Regions from separate parts of the Homo sapiens genome. Here region 2 is linked to region 1. A link is a loop called in an ENCODE intact Hi-C map of the cell type or tissue named here. Cell type or tissue: B cell. All regions are shown on one strand. Links, peaks and the distances in the headings refer to the core of each region. The heading gives the core; the rest is flanking DNA.

Region 1 (8,000 bases), core at 1-8,000:
GGTCTTACTGTGTTGGCCGGGGCCTAATGTTGGCCTAGCTCAAGCGATCCTCCAGTGTAGGTCTCCCAAAGTGCTAAGATAACAGTGATGAGCCGCTGCACCTGGCGTCTTCTAAGTCTACTTTGGACAATGGGCCCTTGCTCTCACAATTTTCAAGAGACCTCTATAATTTGTATGAGTGATTGCTACATCACACTACAAACTGCTTTCCATTTGTAATTACTCAGCTTTTAGCTCCTTGGTATCCACAAGAACGTTAGGTGTATTTTGGTAGACAAGAAGATTTGGACTGTAAATGGGAAATGATAGGAAGATATACTTTGCAGGATATGAAAAATCTGTCAAATCACATTCTTAAGATATAACCAGTTTACCTACATAAATGTAATTGTTGATTGCTAGTTGTGCAACTTACTGTTATTTGTTATTTACAAGATTAAATTGGTTTCTGCTAATGTCAAGTGACAAAAATATAGATAGATAACACTAGCTCTTTGTACCAAAGTACGAAACATTAGAGAGAACAAAGGCCAGGAGTCGTGGCTGGTACTAACTAGGTCTAGGTTAGAAATGTATGGCACTAATCTGGGAAGGTTTTATAAAATGAAAATAATAAAGTAGAATTTTGAAGGCTGAAAGGAGTGGATTTTTGGAAGGATTTGTTAGATTTTCCAGGAAAGTGATAGAAGTTTTTGCCAAGGTAGAGGAAAAAGTGAAGGCAGCAAGTTAGGATGGGGATTTTTGGTAGAGCTTAACACACGGAGGGGAATGGTTCAGAATATGGGATTTGGAGTCATTCAGACCTGGATTTGGGCTTCAGTTTCACTATTTCCCAGTTAGGTTGCCTTGAGGAAGTAACTGAAAATAATCTTTCTGTGTTTTACTTCTAAAATTTCTAAAATGGAGATAATTATAGTGGTTACCTCATAGAGTAGCTGTGAGAATTAAATGAAATTGTACATGAAAACATATAGTCAAGCGCTTTACCCACAGAAGATACTCAATAGATATGTTACTACTATTAACAATAATTTTTGAGGTGAACCAGTTAAATCTCATTCATTGTTGTAGATTTGAGGAATCAAGAGGCAACATGGTGATGAATAAAGAGGACTATACTCAGATTCAGAAGATCTCTCACTTGTTCAGATCTATAGATTGAGTAAATGAATGTCTTTTTCACAGCAATTCAATTAGAATGAGGTTCCAAAGAAAGAGGAAGGAAACAGAAATAACCCTATAACAGAAATATTTCCAATCTTTGTAAGCTCCTGTTGTGCCGGATGAACTGATGTAACTTCTTCACAATAAAAGTTAGCAAGATTTAATGTAGGTAGAAGGAGAGGGAAAAGCCAAAGATTTATGGGGAGTTTAAAAGCCTGGAAACGAGAGTCTTTTGGTTCTCTTGTCTCTGTTAGGAAAGTTAGGGAAGATGTTTTGGATATGTATAGTTTTGGATTACTGGATCACATCCAAGTATATATATTGTATGGACAAGAAGACATGAAAGGCCGAGGAAAGCAAAAGAGAAAAGGGATACTGTTGGGATATGATTCTTAAACATTCCAAGACTGTCTTTTCAGTGACCTCCCTGTTTATGGAATTGAGATAATTTACTCCTGACATCTGATATATGTATACTCTATTTTGAAGTATTTTGCTCTCTTAAATTCTTAGTATAAAGCAAAAGCTTTCAGAAACCTGTACAGTGTTCTATTATCTGTCAGTCTTGTGGTACTCATTTCTGGGCTTTGAGGAGCACTATGGACAGTGGGCCATTCAGATGCCTCTTTGTAAATATGGGTATCAGCAGAGAGATTTTTAAAAATGTTTTTCATGTTCACAGACCTGTCTTCTTTTTTTTAAATATCTTAAATAGTAAATAGTGAAGATTAATAATTGTGACTTGTCTAGCATTATGGTGATATTTAAACTGTTTTCCAGAAGATTTTTCTGTAGATGGAAACAACTTTGGAATAAAGGAGGAATTTTTTTCAGGATGGAGTTTTTTATTTTTCATTTTTTAGCACACTGGAAATGTGTCCATTGTGTTTTAGATGCCACTTACAATGAATTTATTTAATAGTGTTCTTCTGGTCAGATGTAAATAATGCTGTCCTGCGTATGCTGGCCTTTTAGCAATTGTTTCTTATGGGCAGTGTGTCACAAAAGGTGTAGTAACATATTTTTTTCTGGCCTTTTCTGCTTGGCTTTTATATTATTACTTATATATGCTTCTAGAAGTTTATTAGTGACTTTTAACACACCTTCCATCCCTTAGCTATAGCTAACCCTCTGAGTGAATTTTTCTCTCTTTCCTTTAAAGAACTGGCCATTTTTCTTTCTTAACTCCTCGATCTCCTTGGTACATTGACTGTAATTTTATAACACTAGTATTCTATATCTTTCTATATCAAGAAAATTTTTACTTGAAAACTGTTAGTTTTAAAATATGCTATATGTCTTTTGGGAAGTCATATATATGAGTAGGGTGAAGGGCAAAGACTGGAAATGTTTATGTTACAGAGTTATTTCTTCTTTCTTCTTCTTTCCTTTGAACCTCATTCTAACTGAATTGCTCAGAAAAGGGCATTGTAAAGAGAGTCCAGGGTAAGGGTTTGAACCCAGAATATTCCTCCTTTGTGAAATTATTTGCTTGTTTGATTTTAAGTCGTTCAGTTTGTTACTTTTAAGTCTCCATAGAGTCTTACAGCTGTTTGATTTCTATTAGTTCAATTATTATATTACCTAGCATCTAACTATATTGTTCTTTAGAAATTCTTAAATTATTATGTACTAACACTAGGGCTAACCATGCGCTAGGGACTATGAATAGCCTCTTTGCATGGAATTTATTATGGTTTGTTTGATTATTCCTATTTTTCACATGAAGAAATTAAGGCCCAGAGAGGTTTAATAAATTGTCTAAGTCACCTAGTTATTAAGTAGTAGAGCTTGGACTTGTTACCAAGTTTTATCTAAATCCTAAAAAGCCTTAGATCTTAAACTATTTGAATAATTGGGTAAATACAGATAATTAAATTTATTCTTACTGTTGAAAATTCAAATAATTTGTGGCAGTGTTTTTAAAATCAGACTTAGCTAATGCTTGGTTCTGTGGGTGTAGGAGAAATGTTGTAGATGATTCTTTTGTTTGTGTTAATCTAGCACACCCTAGGTACTATGTTTTTTGTCTTGAACTTGTGATGTGGTAGGCACCAGAGAAATGCATGGCTAGATTTTTATGTACGTAACTGTTGCAACAGGACATTTATAACCATTCTACTTTTCTTCCTTTTTGCTATTTCATCCCTGGAGTGTTGTCTTACCCCAGTTTATTCAGTGACAGAGAAGACAGGAAAAGAGTGAAGTCTCTGGAGTATAGCTCTGCTGGTGTATGACTTGTTTTGGTCTTGAGCTTGCTTGCAATGCCTCTAGTACATAGACCCAGCTTTTGTTCAGAATGCTGTTGAATGGGCAGTGCTTACTTTACTGTAGCCAGAATTGATTATCTTGGTTAAAGAATCAAGGGAGATTAAGTTGATCTCTTAACTGTTCTGGATGTTGGAGTTAATTTCAGAAACATGTAGTAAACTGCAGTATTGGTTTAGAGTGGAACACTTTAGTTAGGATGTGTAGAGATAGTTTGACCTCAGTGCTTGTGCTTTTCAGTGAAGCTTTTATTGTACTGTTAACAAAAATCTAGATGAAAAATTTGAGTAAAAGACTATATTTTATCTGAAATATGAGATGATTTTATGAGACATTTATAATTCAGAAAGCATGGATTATATTGTCTCTCAACCTCTAATTTTGAAAACTTTCATTTATATCTGTGTATTTTGATCAAGTGTCAATTTGTCTTCTGCCTTCCGATGATGAAGTAACTGACCTCCTTAAGATGGGGTTAGAAATATAAGTCATTTCTTAAAGCAAAAAGTTGCTGTAGCGAGTTTTCCTTGTGCTAGCTCTTCTCTTTCAGGCCATCTTACTGAAACTAAACATCAGTTCACTTGACAACTTTACTCAATTCTAGGCAACAGTGGCTATGCTCTGGCCTGCAGAGACAGTGAATCCATTCTGGCTCTGACACTCAATTTTATTGTAAAACACATTCATGTTGACATCATATCAGTTTTCTGAACTATTACATGCATAAAAGAATTCACCCCTTTCCATTCAGTCTTTTTCAGCCTTCCGGTTAGGAGAAATCTGCACACCCAGTGTTTTCATTTTGCATTTAATGTGGTCTAGTCCAGAAAATAGCAGCTTCAGTTAAAAAAATGTTTTTCTTGAGGCACCTTTCAGAGTGTGTTAGCTTAATGGCATTCATTAGTAGGAGAGGACTAAGGAGAAATGCACAAGGCAGTTTTTAGGAGAGAACAGTTGAAGTTTAGGGTAAAACAAGTCAGTATTGACCCAAGATTATGGGGTTTAGTTGCTCGAGTTCTTTTGCATGCAACTGCTGTTTGAAGGATTCCTTGCTGGGCCTCATCCATGCCCAATTTTGTGGGCTTTGCCTCCTACTTGATCTTTTTGGTTGTGTTGTTTTTGTGAAGTCCTTTGATTGCTGATTTTTTTGTTTACTTGTTTTACTTACATTGGAATTTGCTAGTTTTGCATTTGGAGTTTGTTTCAAATATAATTCAAATCTTCATCTTTAGTTTATGGGGGAAATGTTTTTTCTTTACAAAATTAAGCTCTTTTATTTTTATGTCAGTTCTAGCTTTGTACTGAGTTTTGCTGAGGCTATCCTTGGTTTTCACGATAAAGAAATTTCACCTTTTCACTTTTTACAGGGCTTGATTGACTTACTTGGTTTCCTGATCCTAAATATTAAGATGTTTTATTTTCCTTCTTCTCTGTGAATACAGGTCTCCCTAAAATATCCACAAACCTATTTGGGGAATTTAATAAGGTTTTCCTTGTTATTTGGTTCTACTGTTCTGAGACTGCCCATTGGGAATTTCATTTACCCATAAGAGACTGACATTCTTACATGGAGTGATTGCAAATTTTGTTTTTAAACTAATATCATAAATATCTTCAATTGATTTTACTTAAATGTGAGTATAATTTACATAAAATTTAAAAAGGGATGGTTCTCAACCCTACGGATGTAGATGTTAACTAATTCTTATTTATATAATTTGGGGCCTGGTATGGTCATATGGGGTATACGGAGAATTTTTAAAAAGGCTTTTTCCTATTGTCTGTATTTCCTAAATATTATGGGCAGAATAAGGTTGTATTAGAGAGAGAAAATTGCAAACATACCCTCACTTTCCACCGGCTGGATGCACATTATCTTTATCTTTATTTATTAATAAAAGACGGAATGCCTTGGAAAACAAAAGGTTTTAATGGCCGGTGCTTGGTATCCTTGACAACAGTCCCGAAAGAATATTACATTAGGGCACCAGAGAACTTTTAAAAATAAGTAATGGAATTCCGTCTCTGTTATGCTTTTAGTAGTCATTTCGGCCATGGTGCAGCGAGGTCATAAGCTGAGCTCAGTGAAGGGAGCCAGAACATGAAATGATGCTGAGAGAACGTCTGGGAGATGAGAGGTACAGAATTACAAGCGAAAGTGCAGGCCTGCTGAGGCAATTACAGCTTAATGGGGTCATTTGGAAGGCAATTGCCAGGGGTTAATGTAGTATGGAGAGATGAGGTGAGATTGAAGTGAAATTTGGGGCTGGAAATGTGTTAAGATGAAAGATCAGAGAGCAGCAAAATCTGCAGTGGTGAAGGTTTATAAAATGCAAAGATTTGAGAAAATGTAAAAAATAGTGCCCAGATGTTTAAAAAAATTATAAAATGAAAGTGACATAAATTCTAGAAAATGCAATTTCTACATAAAAATATCTTTTTCTAAAATAGGTTTTCTGTTAGGAAAAAGTAAAGAATCTGTTTTTAAGGAAGTTTTCTATTATAATTTAGATTTTTATTTAATTTTTTTGCCTGCATATTTTAGGTCACATTGAACTTGAAGAGAGTTAACGCTGGCAACAAGCTCCATAAGTGACTGTTTAACAGAATGCCACCTTTTTTTTTTTTTTTTAAACTTTAGGATTTAAAAACAAAAAAAATCAAGAAAAAGTCCTAGGTATATATATTTTGATATATTTATAATGGATTCATCACATTATCTTTTCAGGCATTAAAATATACTATATAAAATGTCAAAATATTACCATAATGTAAGCTAGCATTCTTTGAGTGGGTATTTTGGTTCTGAAAAGTATGCTTAAATATTACAGGTGTTTAAATTAAAAATGTCAAACCATGAAGGCATAATGGAAGTAATCATTTTTACATAGTTTTAAGCAGTACAGGGTTGAAAAAGCTTTGCATGCCAGACTATTGTGAATGAGTGGAGTTCATAAGAATTCAAAGGACAAAAGAGATCATTATGCTTTGTTACCTCAGCTAGTTCATTACCTTAATTGCTGAGTGTAATCCAGTCTTGGAAGAAAACTCTGGGGCTTTAAGAAGATCAACACCAGCACCTTATGGCACAGAAAATGGAAACCCTTTCCTGTACCATTGCTACTCCAGGAACACTAAACCTTGATCAAAGGCTGAACTTTTCTTAAGGTCGGCCATGTGAACATCCCCTGGAGCTGTACCATTCGCTGAACCATAATGAAGTTTAGTAGGTTCAGCACCATTTCTCTCTGACTGTGACCGTCCTGGATCACTGGCTAGCAATAGCATATTATCAGCCTTTCAGATAGGTGAGGTTTAAACATAATTATGGTTAGTAGTATAATATGCTTTTTTAAAAATACTGCTTTCATATTATGGAAACTGAACAAACTACTGTCACTATTTAACTACGTTAGTCAGGAAGCATTAATTTTTTTCCTTCCTTTTGAAGGGATTGCTATGTCTCCGTACCTAAATCTTTCGGAAAACCTTGGAAATTCCCTAACCGGTATACTTTTCCCGAAAAGTCCTTTACTATGCAGTGTGGATGCAACTGTGAAATGGTTGACTCATCTGAAGCATTTTTATGTATATATTTTTCTCACCTGTGCAGCAATTTAGCTTGGCTTTGAAGATAGTTTTCTTTTTAGGATGCATACAGTTGCATACATTACGCTTTGAAAAAATTACGCTAAAACAAAAAATATGACCTTTAAAAGCATGGTTGAGTTGCATTCATTTTATAACCATCAAAGCAACTCTGTACTGTTGTAAGGTAGAAAAATCAATGATGCAATCTTTTTCCTTTTGCCTCGTGCAATCCGTAATTGAAATGGAAAATCAAATGAACGGCTAACAGATAATTGTTTTATCAATATTCCCTGCCTGCCCTACAAGGGTCAGCATAGAATGATCATGAGCCAGGGATATGATGAGGACAAAATGTGAAATTGAACAGCAAGGAGGCAATAAATCAGCCTTGACAAGAAAGAGTGACCAGCATGTAGCTGTTGTAGGCAGCTTTGGGGACAGTTTTTGTCTCAGGTGTCTGCCCTGATTTAAAAATGTGAGTTTATAATATTTGAAGCTTTGCCACCACTAAGCTTGGCTATTTTGGGGTTATATATGCTACTAAAGAAAATCTGAGTAGTAATCTGACTGTAATTTATCTTAAAAGACAAATGTTGAAATAAATAAATTTCCACAAATTCAGATATTCTATATGGTATGATTAAGAAAGTAAATGTATAAAAATATTTTATTGTATTGTTGCATTTATGCAATAGGCCTTGACTCTAAAGTGAAAATGATTCACTGAATTAGTTTTTAAAAAATATATTCTGTAAAGTTTGTAAAAAATAAAGTGAATATTAGTTTCTCTTGCCTAAATTATGAGATTTATGTGGGTTGAAGATGTCATTTGAGGAAGGAGGATCCAAACAAAAATTAAGACTCATCTACTCATGTTTTAATTTTCTTTATTTTCCTATTAGCTAGAAATTATTATATAAATGACAGAAAAACACAGTTATAAATGCTCAGTAGTAGTACCATGTAATGTGTAGGAT
Region 2 (17,732 bases), core at 5,242-13,241, 74 kb before region 1:
GCGATTATAATTTGCTGAACTTTAATGCAGCATGCTGAAAAAATAAGCCTCTCCCCTCCAGAAGATTCCATTCATTTAATAATGATAATAAAAATTACTGCCATTTATTGAGCAATGTCTGTGTGCAGCAATGTCTGCGTGCTGGGTGCTTTACATGCATTTCTTTAAAAAAAATTCATGCTTTAAATCTAAAGTAATATATACTTATTGGGAAAAATAATATAATGCTGATGACATATTATTTCTTAAACTTGTAGCAATGCTCCAAGGTAGGTATTTTAATTCTCAATTTGCATATGAGGAAGGTGACACTGAGAGGTTAAGTAATTTGTCCCTGATCCCATAGTGAGTGACACCCCAGGCTGTCTTTGCTTCAGAGGTGGCAGCAGAACTACTCAACTTAGGCAGAGAAAGTAGTGGAAATGGTTGATTCAAAGATGGCAAAACCTGAGCTTAAAAAAATGTGGTCAGGTCCAGAGTGACACTGAGTGGCAGCAGAGCTGTGGTCAGCACTAGTGTAAATATTTGTAGACAACCATGTTTTACAGACTTCAGTTTAATGGCAAAAATCTGCCCTAAATGCCTCAGTAAATATATGCTGGAGAACAGAAGCCTATTCACTGAAGAAACAATTGACTTTAGCTTTTCTGTTGTTAAAGTGGCCCCTAGTGATAGTGCTGCAGTGACTAGATAGAGCAGAGGAGAATGGCTTCCTCCTGGCTGGTGGGCTGGCAGTTTCACTGGCACTGCCAAATGTACTTCCTATTTGTTGTGCAAGGGAATTGGAACAGTGAGGCATTTATCATATCATCCCCTACTCCTCATGCAAGCAAAAAAGGAGAAGTTGTCAATGAAAGAAAAAGAACTGTAATCGCACATTTACATATGCTTCTAATTGTTGATTTGGGGATTTTCTATGAATATAGCTTCACAAAACAGATGCTGTTTAAGAAAAGGGGGAACATAATTTTGTGGGCAATGAATTAAGTGTTTTTGTGGCCCTCTCATCCGTAGCTAGGAGCAGTTTGTGGACCGCGTCTGTGAACGCGGCTCATAATTGTTTTTCACACATAAGTTATGCAAATGAGCTTTTATGGCAACTGGCATAACAATTAGCATCCTCCAGCAATATTTTAGCAGGTTAATTGCAAAATTTCTAAATTGTACATCTGACTTGTTAATTAGGCATGACAGAGGTGGTAAAATAGTTATCTTCAGGCAGTGGCAGCCAGGAGCTGCTTGAAATGCAAAGAGCAACGATTGATTGGATTTGAGGGTTACAATTGTGGGAGCACTGCTGTTGTCAAGTGCCGCTGAGCAGCTCTGCTCCATCAGTTGCCTCAGAGCAAGAACTCGGTAGTTGCTGCGAGGATCCTGCCATTTACAAATCTGCTTTATTTAACTCTGCAACTCTTCCATTCCAACCTATCTGAGCAGTTTATTTCACGCGGTTTGTTCTGCGTTGGGATCATTAAAACGAGATGGCAACACAAATTATTTTGTGCTCGAATTTCAGGACGCTGAAAGTTTACTTTCTATTTTAAAGTTCATCTCAACATTTTTCTCTTAAAATAGAAAAAAAGTCATAAATTCCCTATTTTAATTAAATTGTAAATTTCAGTTCTCAAGACTTCATATGTGATTATTTGCTTTTTAATGATTTAACTCTTTTAAACAGTGCATCTTTTTGTGCTTCATAGGTTCATTGCAGGAAAATACTGTTTGTGTATTTTAGTCTTAGGTTTTTTTTTTGAGACATAGGAGAAGAAAAGAATCTGATGTAAGGGTTTCATACAGTGGACAAATTCATTTTGCTTGTAGAATTTATAAAATAATATTAGCATGGCATATTGTGATGATATTGTATACCACTATTAGAATTCTATCTACAGTATGTTTTAAAAATTATTTTTTCAAAATTGTATTTAAATTTCTGTGGTCTATTTCATAGTTTTACTTGGATAGTAACAATAATTTGGTAAACATAAACATTAGTGAACACAGCATGATGGCACATTGTGCATCTGATTGTGCCAAAATGAACCATACCTTTTGTGTTTAAATTAGGCTAATTACATTTTTCTGTGCATATAAGTACCTACAAGTACACTGAATATGAAGTTAAGCATGTGTGAAATTTGATGTCACCTTTGAATTCACATATATTTTCTTGATTAAGCCACGTTGTGTGTAATGTTGAAATGTCATATTTTCATTTAAAAAGTAAATGTTCTACATGTGCAGCTGTACCAATATTTTACATTTTCTTATGACATGTGTATATGGAGGAAGTGCCATTTATGATATGTTGTCATCAATAATTTTGTCACTGAGAATAAAAGGCTTTAAACTCATCCACCCACTGGAACGTTTTATCATATTTATTTTAAGAGATATGAAATTAGTGAACAATTGAGCTTTTTATATTTAGGAGATGCAAATGTAACTGGATATTTACCATTAATGAAGTGCAACATAAATATCTCAGTGCCAATAAATTATACATAGCAACAGTGTATTCTATAGACATCTAATAAATAGTTTCTTTTTTCTTTTTTTTTTTGCTAGATCCTTTAGCTACATTCTTTATTATGGTCTAATTTACAGCCAATGGTGATATTTAATATTGGTTAACTTTTTAGAGTGATCTATTGCATTTGAAAATATTGTATTTTGAGTAAGAGTAAAACATTGTTCCATATCATTACATTTACTGATTAAATGCTCACTGATTTTTATCCATCACTATTCCACAATTCAAGCAAGAGTTTACTACAGTAATGCTTCAGTGGATAATATTTGGAATAGAGTAACCATTTTAATGAGGTTCATCGAGAGAGCTTCAGCAGGGAGCATTTCAGGTGTATTATGGCTTTTGTCTTGTCATGATGCATGTCTCCGTAACATTAGAGAAAAAGCTACAGGGCCCCACTCATCTCAGTTAATAATAATAATAATTTTAAAAAGTCAAAACAATAACACAAAACCCCTACCTTTCTAATAAAGTGTGAATAGAAAGATACTAAGAACAGGCAGCACTATGTGTTTTTAGGAAACTTGCTAAGTAAATACCATTTCTGTAGGTTAAATTTCCATCACATTTTTAACTGTCCCAGTATTGATCACCCTATAGAGGAATGAGACTGAAGTCTGGTAGTTATTAGTATAAAGAGGGTCAGCTGCAGAGACTGGTACCGAGTAGAGGCTCTCATGGTAATGATGCTGCTATTTATAGATCCCCATTTCATTAGTTGCAGAGTTTCAAGGAAGAGATTTTCTCTAGGGGAAATGGATACTTGAAGTTCATTTTCTTCCTCATATTAAGGCAAAAATGTGAACAACCTTCAGTATAGGACATATGATTACAGTATTTTTGCAGGGGCAGTTTATATTCTAAATATATTTGCAATAGTGAATGTTGTAAATTTAAAACAATGTAGAGATTCAGAAATGTTAGTTGCTATTCTGGCTGAGTGCTACTTTACGTACATTGTTTTATTACCCTTCTTGTCATTTTTTTTCTTGTAAAAATTACTAAATTTTCAGGAACTGCAAAGCTGAGTACAATCATGACTGTATTCCCTTTCTTTAGAGTGCTGTAAGGCCTTTAAGAGAGTTAACTGATTGCAAGAAGTGTAGTTCCCCAAAAAATATAGTCCACCCACTATGTGTATCTGTATATATTTGTAATATAGGTAATTGTGCTTTCCTTCTCAAATTCTTTACCTTTGAGTTATTTTTTTCCCTTTAAGAGAATATTTACTTAGTTAGTATTCACTTAATTAGAACTGACTGTTTAATGTTTTCTGGGAGGGTATTTATGGTATTTTCTTTGCTATATTTGCATTCCAGAAATTAAGTCCCCCTGCCATTATTCGGTGAGCCTTTCATACATTAGAATGATGAATTGAAAGCAGAAATGGGAAAAAGACTGCAATGCAATGAAAATTTAATCAGCGTCTTCTGCTGCTTTAATAAGGCAAATAATTCTTATTGGCCGCTGTGTTAAGGTTTCTAATATTTAATTCATAACAAACCTTGCATTATTCTGCAGTAGCATCGACAGATCCACTTTGCTGCCTGCCAACAGGCAACCATAAAAACTTAAAAGCAGATGTAAATGTCTAAAACAAGGAGAATGATTCGATCTAAAGCGGTCAAAAAAATCAACAATATTGTGAAAGAGTTTGATGGATCTCTATATTTAGTGATGCAAAAATGATATTAATTAAACTCACTTGAGCAGATTTTTTTTTTGGACTTAGAGGTAACCTTTTACAAAGCATAGCCTTTAGTGCCTAGTCAAAGACTTGGAAAGAAAGCAAATGTCAATACAATGTTGGTAATAAGCCTCTTTAAACTGGACACAAACTGTGCCATTTATATTGGAAGTATCTGGTTTATATTCCTGTGTATATGCAGTCTCTCAGCAAATACAGTGCTGAAATTGAGCCAATGGCATAAAATATTTTATCTTCAATTAGCCCAGTTTGAGAAAAGCAATAGCTTTTGCAGTCTAATTTTTCTTTGAAATGCCCTTTGTGGGGGAAAAAAATTGTCACAGGATTACAAGGCATATATGTTTTTATTTCATAACCTGAATTTAATGATTTTGTAATAATAGCATTAATCTTTCTAGATTACCATCTTTTTGTGTGAGGTTGTGTTGGGCATTAAGTTTGAACCTGCAGAAATGAACAAAAAGATATTGTTACCGATTACATGTAAACAGCCTGAATCATTCAAAGGGATGTGGAGAAGAGTATTTCTATAGTGTGAAGCCAGAGAAAATGGCAACCTGCCAAAGCTAGGTGCAAGCTCTTGTTACATGGAAGGGTTGGGCCTGTTCTCATTTCTTCTTGAAATGGCTTAATTGGTGTCAGCACCCCAGGGATAAAGGCCTCTAACACTGAAATCCACACGATTCACCCTGTCTCTGCTCAGTGTAGGGAAACTGGTAACAACTGGTGGTGAATGAGGAGCGAACGGTGCTGTAACAATACTCGATGATGTTTGGGATGACAGAAATTAATACGCACTTGCTTGAAGAAAGCAATGATTAATGGCAGTGAGCACGGGAACGCTGTCCCTCCTTTTACTCCACTTTGATGGGGATTGAAAAGCAAAAGGCTGTTTTCATTCTCTGTGGAAAGCAGAGGTCACACAGAGTACATTATAGCAATTTTTCCTCTCTGGTTTTTTTATTTCATAAATATTATGATAAGCATAGATTAGATAGATTTTTTTGTGGAAGCTTAAAAGGATATTTTATGTCATTTAAACGTTGTTTATGCATAAAGAAATCACACATTCTTTTCTTCACTTGTTAGATCATTTCCCTTCATGTCAGAATAATTAGTGTAATTAGAAATTTTAAAAGCCTGCAAACATGAAATTGTATTAATGCTGCTTACTATTTTACAACTGGAATCAAAAGAGCTTAGTTTTCTAAAGACTGCAAGGACAGGGCGGGGATAAGAGTGTTGCAGGGGCTTTCACCTTTTTCCTGCCCCTCCCCCTGGTTTTTCTCAGTGAATGTTTGATGTAAATATATTTTGCAAGGTACTTGCACTTGTCAGCAGCTTTCTTAGCCATTTGATAAAGATTCTTTATCCTACAAGAAAGCCTGAAATAACAGAACTGTACTTTGGATAATGAATTCTTCATCTGTGGAGAACTTTAAAACAAAGTACAGTGTTGGCATTTTTTTCTTTTGAGTGAGAAGGCTGATATATCTTTTGGATCCGACAGGAAGACATAAATTAATAGAGTTCTGGAGTTCAGTTTCTCATTAATAATCCATTTTGTCATGGTTCTTGGCATTGTCAGCCTAGTAGCTGGTTCATATTTTGCTAACGGATAAAAGCAGATTATGTCTTAAGGCACAAAGCAAGAATAAAGAGTTTATCGCCTTTTGGGGGAACTACATGCTATAAGAAAAATATTGTTTTGCAAAAAGTTTCAATTTTTAGTTAGCAATACACTACATTTTCTAAGGTAAAGCTGTTATTTTAAGATCCGAAATGGTTCTTGGAACCTTAGGATATTAGAGTTTTAGATCATTGCTTAGAGTTGCCTTTGCTGATTGCAAAGGTTTGCTTTTCAGGGACAGTTATAGTAGATTTAAGCTTGTTTTTATATTTTATTTTTAGAACTCTATGTATTGGGATATAATTATAGTTCAAAGAGAAATGCAGAAAAATCACTATTCCTCTTCTTTGCACTGGTTTGTCTAGATATTCTGTTACCTCTGCCTAGTTTTGTAGACATGGGGTTCTTGACGGCTACTGTGAAGGCTGCAGAGTCTAGCCATCTAAGAAATCCAATCAATAAAATTAAAATAAAAGCCTTATTTTTAATTTTATAAACTTTGAATTACCTTATTTAATGGAGGCTCCAGAAGCAGATTATATACAGATACTGACCCTGGTAACAGGTTCTTGTAAATGGCATCGTTTAAAGTTGCTTATATTTGTATTTTAAAGAAATTGGTTTTTTTTTTTTTTGAGAGGGTGTCTCACTTTGTTGCCCAGGCTGGAGTGCAGTGGTACAGTCATGGCTCACTGCAACCTCTGCCTCCCGGCTCAAGTGATCCTCGCACCTCAGCCTCCCGAATAGTCAAGACTACAGGCGCGCGCCACTGTGCCCTGCTAATTTTTGTATTTTTTTGTACAGACTGTTGTTCACCATGTTGTCCAGGCTGGTCTTAAACTCCTGAGCTCAAGTGATCTGCCCACCTTGGCCTCCCAGAGTGCTGGGATTACAGGCGTGAGGCACAGCGCCCGACCAAGAAATTAGTTTTTATAAAAATTGAAACAATACACCCTCCTGATATCTGATAATAGGGTTACTGGCCACTTGAGACCCCACATTTAAAGGGCAGAAGACTAGTTGAAGGGATATGAGCACAAATACTACCTGTTTTTTTTCTTCTTTACTTAAAAATATTTGTTTTTAGTGTATTATTTATATTGCAAGTCTTTTACAGACACATTCTTAGAAGTAGACAACTGAAAATATATTTCATCTTTAAAACTTGGGTCTTGTACTACCATTCCCAATTATCACTATTTTTTGTTGTTCATTTTTAAAGCTCCAAAGTAACTCATGCGGGGTGTGCAGTCATAAATCTAGACTTGATTATTGAGGTAACAAGCTATGGGAAAAAAGAAGAGTTTGTGTGGGTATAAGATGAAGTAAGGAGTATTATGATTGAATGGAGAGAATAATGGGAGATTTTATTTTTCTACTTAAAAGGGCTTGTTCTTATTATAATTTATAAATTTGATATTTTCTGAGTCATTAAAGTTCATCATTGGATAAAATTGGCCTAAGTTAATACTGATAGTGGCATCTTACAAAAATTCATTTAGGAATGGGAGGACTAGTTTTATTTTAGTTTTCATTCTCAAAGGGACTGTAGGTTCTTAGAGGGCAGGGACTATCTGTCATCTATTTTTTTTAGCACACAGAATCTGCTCAGTAACATTTTTAAATAAATGCATGCCTTCTCCATGTATTATTAGATATATATCTGCTGAGTACATTAAATCTGATACTATATTCTTCTAATTCTTTACATATAAATTTATTTTAATTACAGTAACTATATACATACAGTATAAGAAAACTGCCATAGCTACCTACCTGGATCCTAAGTAATTTATATGTAAATTATTTGTAAAGTAATTTATATGTATTACTGCTCCATTGCTATCATTAATGATAATATTTTAAAAATAGAAAAATCTGTGGTGAAAACTCCTGGTAACATGCTTAAAGTTGAATATTCACTTTTAAAGTTTTAACTTTAAAACTATGATAATAAGCACTCTGTTTTCTAGTGAGGAAATATTTGTGTGTTTCCAAATTGTAGGGTTGAATTAGGATGATTTAAGACTTGTTTCTCTATAGAGTTGGGAAGGACATTTGTTTTAGTACATTATAATGAAATCTTAAAGAGTAGATTTTGACAAGAGACATTTTGCTGACACAGAATATTTTGTTCATTTTGACTCTCAAATAAGTTCTTCTGTCTTAATGATTGATTTATATTCATTTTAGACTGTACAGTTTCCTAGCTGAGTTTTCTATCTATAAGGTACAGAAATCACTGTTTAAGTTAATGATAAATTAAATAATTATCTTTAAAGGTGACAGATGGGTCACGTCCAAAGATTAACCTAAGAGTAGTTAAGTAAAAAAATACTATGATTATGAGTTATTGAAATGAATGCTAATTTTAAATTTAGCATGATTGGGAACAGAATACAGTAAGGTATCATTTATTTAATTGCTATAGTTTTTTGTTCTTTTAGACTTACTTGACTTCTCTGTGTTACAGTCATTGTTGAACTGTTTACTTCCTATTTTGAATCAACCACTGATGTGTTGCTGTCGCTCATCAGGTGGAAAGACCTGGAAAATTATATTTTATATTCACTTGCTTTTTAACTGTAACCCTTAACAGCATTTTGAAACAGTTAAAAAACAAAACCCCAATTATTTATAATGGAAAGCCATTGGAAGTAATTTTGTCATGGATTCTCTTAGTTGCAGGTGACCGGTGAATTTGGCGAATGCTAAGTGGTGAGTTAGGCTGATATGTATGTCTAAATCTCATCATTAAACCAATGGCATTAAACCAACTGCCAAGTATTTTGCTTCATGAAAACCATTAAGACATGGAAAGCTCATAACTATTTGGCTGGTGAATAGTTTATTCTGATTTTGTCCTTATTCTTAAAAAGTCATGTAATTCAAAAATCTGCCCTTTCTTCCATGTAATAGTTAATATCTGTTCATACCACCATTCACAGGTATCTATGCTTGTGGTACTCCAGAAAGCTGTAGTGCAGGAAATCTGTTTTTAGTGTAGTTTCCTATGTGAAAGTGATAAAAGCAGTGGACCCACTGCTCACTTTCTAGAAAAGTGCACATACTCATACAAGTTTAAATACAGTTTCAGGGAGTTTATAGACACCTTGAATATCATTCATGGATCCCTCATGGATACCATGGACCTTGGGTTAACAATAGCTTTGTAGAGGTAGACTTTTTAAAAAACTACATTTTATCCAAATTTGTAACTGCAATCCACTTTCTTCTGAGAAGCCTAGTGGATCTGCTTTCTACCCAGTGGTTCTACAAACACTCAGACCACCAGTCGTTTCTGAGTGTAGTGAATCTTTGAGTGTATTGAGGGGAAAGAATCAGAAAAATGGAATAGAACAATTACATGAAAGGCAGGAGCAGGCTAGCAATGAGACTCAGGTGCTAGTAGGACTAGAGAAAAAGGCTGGCGGCCGGTGGGACGGGGAGAGGGGAGTTTAGAAGAGGGAAATCTGAAATTAGAGACATGGGTTGTTGAAGGAACTTATTTGGTAATTAGCATATATTACCTTGCAAGAATGATACAAAAAAAAAATTACTGGTTTATGACCTAGATGATATAAGGTCCTTGGGGGTGGTGGGGGGCAAGTTTGTCTTTTTGGTAACTGTTTTGTTATTTCATGTTGCTTTATAGGGATTTAATTTCTGCTATGTGATAGAATTCTTTTAAGATACATGCCATCCTTGTGTATATAAAATAAGTAGATGATTTATTGGGTTAGAATCTGTATTTAATTTGTTAAACTTTCCTATGTAAAGACTTTTGAAGAGAATATCTGTGTCATTTATTCTCAAACTTTTTGATCTTAGGACTCCTTTATACTCCTAAAATAAGTTTTGTTTATGCGGGTTTAATCTCTATTTATTGTATGAACAATCGAAACAAATTCTTAAAACGTTAAGTTAATTTAAAAATTAAAATCATAAATCGATTATGTTAGCATAAATAACATTATTACAATTATCAGCTTGTTATATGTTATCCTAAACAGCATTTTCTGAAACAAAACTAAGCAAAACTAAATGATAAGAAGAATAGTATTGTTTTACACTTTTGCAAATCTTTTAAATGTCAGACTTAATGGAAGACAACTGGATTCTCATATCTGCCTTTGCATTCAGTCTGTCATCATATGGTTGATGTATATGAAGAAATATCTGGCCTCATACAGATACCTAATTGGAAAAGGAAAGAGTATTACCACCAAACTTATCAGGACAGTTTTTTTAAGTGCTGGGAAGATTTCATACTCACAGTGGAGGACACAGTGTTTCAAAATTCTAATTTTTGCTTGAAAGCATGAATTTTATTATTAGCGCCAAAACTGTTTATTGTTTTACTTGAAGTATAGGTTTACTTGGTTTCTTTTTGAAAAAAGGTCTGCCAAAATAAGCTGAAATAACCATAATTTGTTAATTTTTTTTTAAGCAGCTAGTTCAGCTTGCAACTCACAGTTATGCAAGTGCTTTCCTCACACTTGGCATGCAGCCTAAGTGCTTTGTGGAGAATTTGTATTTTGTCACAGAATATTAAAAAGACACAGTGAAGGTGTGATTGAGTTAATAATTTTTACTGTTTCATCAAGGACATTGTGAAGTGAAACTGGCCTTTAAAAAAAAATTTAAGTGCCTAGTGGTAAAGAATACATTGTTAGTATAGTGTGGTGCCGCTGTCTTGCTTTGTGCAATGGCGCCAGCAGTTTTATCCACCTTTGCTTTGTGCACCATCAGTATAAATGTCAACACAGTGAAAAAGACCAATATCTTATTACTGTGAAAATAATTTTAAGTTTGTGGACTCCTGAAAGGGTCTCAGGGACCACCAGGGGTCCACGGACACCATTTCAGAACTACAAGTCTGTGTAAAGTGAAATGCTTATGTAATATAATTTGCTCTGAGAGCATTATTTTATTTTCATCTGTAATATCTATACAGAAAGATTACCTTACCTGGAAAGAAACAGGTTTTTAGTATGCTGATCCTAAAGGCAACAGAATATATCGTGAAGCCATTAGCGTGATCCTCTTAGCGTATTTGTTAAGTGCCTACACAAGTATGGTATTCTGCTGAATATTCTTCAGTGTGGAAACAGCTTTTGCCCTTAGAAGGCAGACCCTGTAGTCAGTCTTGACTGCACACATAAAGGGAAAAAAAGGATAGATCAACAGATCACATTTTGTTGGATCATAGTTTTCCATACAGAACTAGTGTAAGCTTCCTGGGGTTCCTGGGTAAGTCCTAGAGTGATTATTTACAAAATAAGGAAGTAGGACGAGGAGATTTCTAAGGCTTTATTCAGTTTAATATTCTGATTCTTTGACTTTTTTTTAAACTGAGTGAATTGTTTATTAATTAGCTCTTAACCACTTATTAATTTATTTAAGCTCAACTGGTTATGTATAATTTGTATTTGTTGCTATCACATTGGTTAAGCATTAATGTTATTTTGCAGTATTGAAAAACGGAATGTATAGAAGAGGAAATGGAAGGGAATTGTAAATGAAGAAGGCTTCTACAAGCAAGTGAATTTTAAGTGGCAAGGAAGAAGAAATTTGGATGGTGGGGGGGATGTACATTGCAGTGTATTTAACATATTTCTGAATTCAGAGTCTTTATAGCCTATGCTATAATAGCAGAGAAGGAAAATTTGAGTTCAGAAATAACAGTAAAGCCTGTAAGTTAAAGAATCTACCAGTAATATTCTCTGATAGTGACATGTGTAATATGAACTGTTGAAAAAAATCTCCAGAGTAAAAAGTGGTTCAGCACATAAATACATAATGTTGATTCTGAGGTTCCTTTAGCTCCATTAATTTTGACCAGAAAGCTATAATAGTTTTTGAAGGGGAATATAGTACTTAGGCATTAAAATATATTTATTTTTGCTCCTCAATGAAAAAAATCTTGTATTACCTTGAGATCTTTTGATCTTCCTTCTCATACTTTAGAAGGAAGGAATACTATTCAGTAAGGAAAAAATGACCCCCAAACTCAGGTTCTTACTCAGCCCAGCACAGTGTCAAAGTCCGTTAAAAATTTAAAAAGCTAGTGGAAGGGACTGGATGAATCCTGGGAAGGTGCTATTTAGATTCTTAAAAAGGAGAGAGGGCTCCTGGGATGCAGTTTGTGTTCAGGCAAATCAGACTTGGAAGCTGGGAAGCTGCTATTGTGGCAATATTTAAGAAAAAAAGACTTCAGAGATTATGTATTTTGGAAATATTTGACAACATTAGCAACATCAACTACTGACAAAAAAAGAACCACCTCTTTGGCAAATCTTTCACAGTTGTGCCAAGAAAAGCAGCTTCATTGGAACATTTTCATAAACTATCATCAGTTATGCAGCAGCAGCTTCACAAATCAGAAATGATATCTTCAGGCGCTGCTGTCAAGTGTTATTCAAATAATACCAGCCTCACATTTGAATAACAGCAGACATTTTGAATTAATTAATCAGATGAGATAGTCTAGGCCTTTTCTCATTAGTCTCTGGGTCAGGCTTGGGAAGATATATGTGTTGGTGATGATATACTTGTCTTTAATCATGATTTATGAAGATTTAGGATTGTGTGTGATTTGTCAAAGGTTCTGGGAAAAGGCTGGTGCATATTTCATTACTTAATCTGAGATTGATTTTATGATGCTAAGAGATATCACACTATTGTTCAAATGTGTGGGAAGTACAGGTAGACACAACATCCCAGGCTTTTTACTGGCTTATCTTTGCAACTGTCAAACAATGCTGTAAACTTTAACTGCTTGTAGTTAACAATTCCTGTTTTAATTATAGGCAGATTTTTTATTCTGTCCAAAGGGAGAAGTTTCAATGGTTATTTAGCTAAAATGCATAGCAGACATTATAACTATGACCTGGTATGAATCATGGACAAAGTTGGTAAATTTCATGGGTTGGTCATGGTGAAAATATAAAATTTCATGGCTTGTCAAAGATTAATATAAAATTCCCATTAAAATGGTGCAAATAATAGAGGAACAAGAAGTAAGGTTACTCTCCTTGCATGATACCTTCCCTCTCAGGACTAATTTTAGCAAAATTGAGATGTAAAATCATATCTTTTTTCAGTTATTTAAGCAACATTAATGATCTATTAAATGAAATAATTTGTCTGAAAATATCTAGTATAATGCCTGGTTGATAGTAGGTACTGAATATTTGCTATTGATAATTTTATTTTCTCATTTCCTACCTACTTTTCTTCCTTTCCTTTAATGTTTAAGGCTGTGTTAGCATTGTTTAGCCTTTACATTCTTCAGAATTTGAATTTTTAATCCTGTTGGGTCTTAATTTCTTGGGATGTGTTTTATTTTGAGGAGAGTAGTGCAAGGGTGAGAGGTTATCATTTTAGCGTGCTGGGTAACCAGGGGGACCCCAGTGTGACCTGAGTTCTTGTTGTGTCTGCTGGTATAATTTATGTTATGGCAGGCAGTGGGGTGGGAGGTAGGTAGGTGGTAGATATATGAAAAGTAGAATATTAACCTCTTAGTACATTTGAAGCATGTACTGCCTAATTCAAAGTGAATCTTTCTGTATCATGTGCCTCCTGAGGGCAGTTACGTGTCTGGGATAAGTAGAGCGTTTTTCATTCTACTCTCAAGCACACTAAAATGCTTATTATGTGAAGTATTAAGGAATAATAAGGTGATTTTCAACCTTGTTATACAAAACAAAAATTTGCTTTTCTTTCCAATCTTGGATGATTGACAGGTATTGCTTTATTGAGGTGATCGGGCTATTAATAATTACTAGTTCTTTTTCACTTTTATGTTTTGGGAACTGGGTTAGTACTCCTAAAGTAGCTTGGCACATCTTAACATAATTACAGGCAGACAATTCTAATTGATGTTCACTTTGGGGAAGATAGTTTATAAATAACAAGATGTGTTGATATTTGGAGAGATACAGTAAGAGTAGTCTGGGAGGCAGCTTGATGCAGAATAATACTGATTTTGGAAATTAATAGATGAGTCCTACTTCTGAACTGCTGCTTAATTGATTTGTAACTTTGACAAGTCACCTAATTTTTCCTGAGCTTTAGTTTTCTTTTCCTAAAGTAAGGCCACTAATTCGTAGCTTTCAGGATTGTGAGAATTAGAGGTGAATGTATGTACAGGACCTAATGTGATACGTGGTATGTAATAGATGCTTAATAAATTGCAGCTATTGCTGTTATCTTATCTATTCATTTATCTCTTCGAGAAACATACTGGGGCATGTGTTTGCAGGCCCAAGCCTATAATCTCAGCACTTTGAGAGCCAAGATGAGAGGATTGCTTCAGCCCAGGAGTTTGAGACCAGTCTGGGCAACATGGGGTGACACCATCTCTACCTATTCTCCCCAGAAAAAAGAGTGATATATGTGGATAAATACAAGCTGAGTCATTTATAAATACAAGCTGGACCATTAAGTAAGTAGAGGCAGGTGATGAGACAGGCAGGGATGACATCATTGAGGCTTCAGTTCTGTGCGAGGGTAGTATGGTCTTTGTTCTATACTTTGGCTAGCTACTGGTGGGTTCAAACAAGGGATTGATCTGATCAGATTTTTTATATAGTTCACTTTGGAAACTTAGAAGGAATATATTACTTATGAGACTTTCGTAGATCAGTGACGATATGTATTTGTAATGGGGTAATAGTGGGGTTAAAAAAGAGGAAACAATGGTTTTAAACTGAAAAATGAGAAGGAAGGATTAGGCGATTGGTTGGAGAATTTTTGTGTCCCTTCGTTCACTTGGCTGACTCCTATGTATCTTTCAGATCCTAGCCTGGATGTCCTTTCAGAAAGCCTTTTGACCACCTCTGAGTCTGCTGATAACCTACCTAAGTCTGAAAACCTATCTTATGTGCTCCAGTAGTATCCTGTGTTCCCCCTTGTTACTGTGCTCATGACACTGTATTTAATTACATATTTAATTTTCTGTTGCCTCCAGGAAATTGTGAACTCAGGGCAGAGATACTGTGTTTTGTTTACTGTTTTGTCCTCTGGCACATAGTAGGAAGCACTCAATATCTGTTTTTTAAAATGAATTGAATGTAGTATGTGAGGAAGAAGGAGAAAACAAGGGCGTCTGTTTCTAGCATAGGTGACCCCAGGTGAGTGGTCGTTTTCCACCTGAGAGAGAGAGTAGAGTAGAACTGCGGGGTCGTAGCATATGTTCGTTATCAACTTTGCTAGATAATGTTGAATTATTTTCCAAAATGTGTGTGCCAGTTTATATTCAATACAGCAGTGTATATTTGTTCTATTTGCTTGAGGACATTAGTTTTTTTCATATTTAGGTAAAATTTGCATAACCTAAAATTAACTATTTTAAAGTATATAATCAGTGACATTTAGTACATTCACATTGTTGTACAACCACCACTTCTTTCTAGTTCCAAAACATTTTCATCCCCTCTAAAGAAACCCCATACCTATTAGTCTGTTCTGGCACTGCTATAAATAAATAACTGAGACTGGGTAATTTATAAAGAAGAGATGTTTAATTGGCACACAGTTCCACAGGCTGTACAGGAAGCATGGCTGGGGAGGCCTCAGGAAACTTAGAATCATGGCAGAAGGTGAAGGGGAAGCCAGCGTGTCTTACGTGGCCGGAGCAGGAGGAAGAGTGTGGGGAGCTGCTACACACTTTTAACAACCAGATCTTGTGAAAACTCTATCATGAGAACAGCACTAGGGGGATGGTGCTAACCCATTAGAAATCCCATCCATCACCCAGTCACCTCCTGCCAGGCCCCACCTCCAACTTTGGGGATTACAGTTTGACATAAGATTTGGTTGAGGACACAGATCCAAACCATGTCACCTATTAAGCAGTCATTCTCTATTTCTCCTTTCTCCCAGCCCCTGGCAACCACCAATCTGCTTTCTATCTCTACGGATTTACCTAGTCTGGATATTTTATATAAATGGGATCATACAGTATTTGGTTCTTTGTGACTGGCATCTTTCACTTAATGTTTTTAAGGTTCTTCCATGTTGTGGCATATATCAGTACTTCATTTTTTTTAATGGCTGAGTAATATTTCATTGTATGGATATACTACAATTTGTTTATCCATTCATCAGCTAATGGGCAGTTGGGTTTTTTTTTTTACTTTTTGGCTATTGTGAATAGTGCTGTTCAGAATGTTTGTGTACAGGTATTTATTTGATTACCTGTTTTCAATTCTTTTGGTGTACAGCTAGGAGTAGAACTGCTAGATCATGTGTTTAACTTTTTAAGCAAATGCCAAACAATTTTCCATAGTAGGTCTATCATTTTACATCCCCACAGCCATGTACAGGGTTCCAGTTTCTTTTTTTTTTTTTTAAGACAGAGTCTCGCTCTGTCACCCAGACTGGAGTATAGTGGCGCAACCTTACTGCAACCTCTGCTTCCTAGGTTCAAGCGATTCTCCTGCCTCAGCCTCCCAAGTAGCTGGGATTACAGGCATGTGCCACTACACCCAGCTAATTTTTGTATTTTTAATAGAGATGGGGTTTCACCATGTTGGCCAGGCTGGTCTCAAACTCCTGACTTCAGGTGATCCACCCACCTCAGCCTCCCAAAGTGGTGGGATTACAGGCATGAGCCACTGTGCCTGGCCCACAGAGTTCCAATTTCTTATCAACACTTATTATTTTCCATTTTTATTATCACCAGTAGTGAGTGTGAATTGATATCTCACTGTGGTTTTACTTTTCTTTTCTCTAAAGAATGAATAACGATAATCTTTTTGTGTGCTCGTTGGTCATTTGTCCTTGGAAAAATATCTGTTCAAATCTTTTGCCCATTTTTAAAAACTTTTATGGTTTTAGGTCTTATATTTAGGTGGTTAATCCATTTGAGTTAATTTTTGAATATGGTGTGAGGTAGTGGTCCAAATTCATTCTTTTGGATGTAGATATTCAGTTGTCCTAGTACCATTTGTTGAAGATACTATTCTTTCCCTCATTGAATGTTTTTGCACCTTTGTCAAAAATAAATCGATTATAGATATATGTGTTTATTTCTGGATTCGTAGTTCTATTTCATTGATCCATATGTCTATCCTTATTCCATTAGTACACTGTTTTGATTACTGTAGCTTTGCAGTCAGTTTTGAAATCAGAAAGTGATGATGTATTAACTTTGTTCTTTTTCAAGATTGTTTTGGATAGTTGAGGCCCCTTGCAATTCCATATGATTTTGAGGACTGGCTTTTCTATTTCTGCAAAAAATTGTGATAGGAGTTGCATTGAATTTGTACATTGTTTTGGGTGGTATTGCCATCTTAACAATATTAAGTCTTCCAATCCATGAACATTGGATGTCTTTACATGTATTTAAGTCTTTAATTTCTTTCAGCAATGTCTAATAGTTTTCATTGTACCAATCTTTCACCTCCCTGGTTAAATTTATTTGTTTATTGACTCTAGCAGGTTTTTTGGTGTGGATTCTTTGAAATTTTCTATACATAGGGTTGTGACAACTACAGATAAAGACAGTTTTACTTATTCCTTTCCAATTTGGATGCCTTTTATTTCTTCTTCTTTCCTCAATGATCTGACTAGAACTTCCAATACAATGTTGAGTGGCTGTGGTAGAAACAGGCATTCTTGTCTTATTCTTAATATTAGTGGGAAAGCTTTAAGTCTTTCACCATTGAGTATATTGTTACCTGTGGGTTTTCCATAAAAGCTATTTACCATGTTGAGGAAGTTCACTTTTATTTCTAGTTTTCTGAGTGTTTTTATCATGAAAAGGTGTTGGATTTTGTCAAATAGTTTTTTTTTTCATCCTTGATTGGTTTTGTGTGTTGAACCACTCTTGCATTTTTGGACTAAATTCCATT

What was found. Hi-C counts contacts between places; a loop is a spot of excess contacts. Peaks named below come from ENCODE experiments on the same cell type or tissue, not always from the same donor. Only the 100,000 strongest peaks of a DNase experiment are listed, where the experiment ranks them.
Region 2: it touches region 1 in a loop (2.8-fold over the local background); 4 of 110 quality-filtered maps call a loop at or near these places.

The regions. Positions count from the first base shown.
Region 1 is chr9:125,838,243-125,846,242 of GRCh38, forward strand. The region is part of intron 2 of PBX3 (PBX homeobox 3); the gene reads left to right. It overlaps LOC124902271 (a long non-coding RNA gene), which reads left to right. Exons shown (of 2, transcript XR_007061778.1): 1 at 1-8,000. Among named protein-coding and RNA genes, the nearest start is that of PBX3, 95 kb to the left of the region's middle. RefSeq lists a silencer at 1,388-1,682. In B cell, for the core only: no CTCF peak of the experiment used is centred there; no DNase peak of the experiment used is centred there; H3K27ac peaks cover 2,182 bases.
Region 2 is chr9:125,758,662-125,776,393 of GRCh38, forward strand. The region is part of intron 2 of PBX3 (PBX homeobox 3); the gene reads left to right. Among named protein-coding and RNA genes, the nearest start is that of PBX3, 20 kb to the left of the region's middle. RefSeq lists enhancers at 52-1,713, 1,935-4,502. In B cell, for the core only: no CTCF peak of the experiment used is centred there; no DNase peak of the experiment used is centred there; H3K27ac peaks cover 320 bases.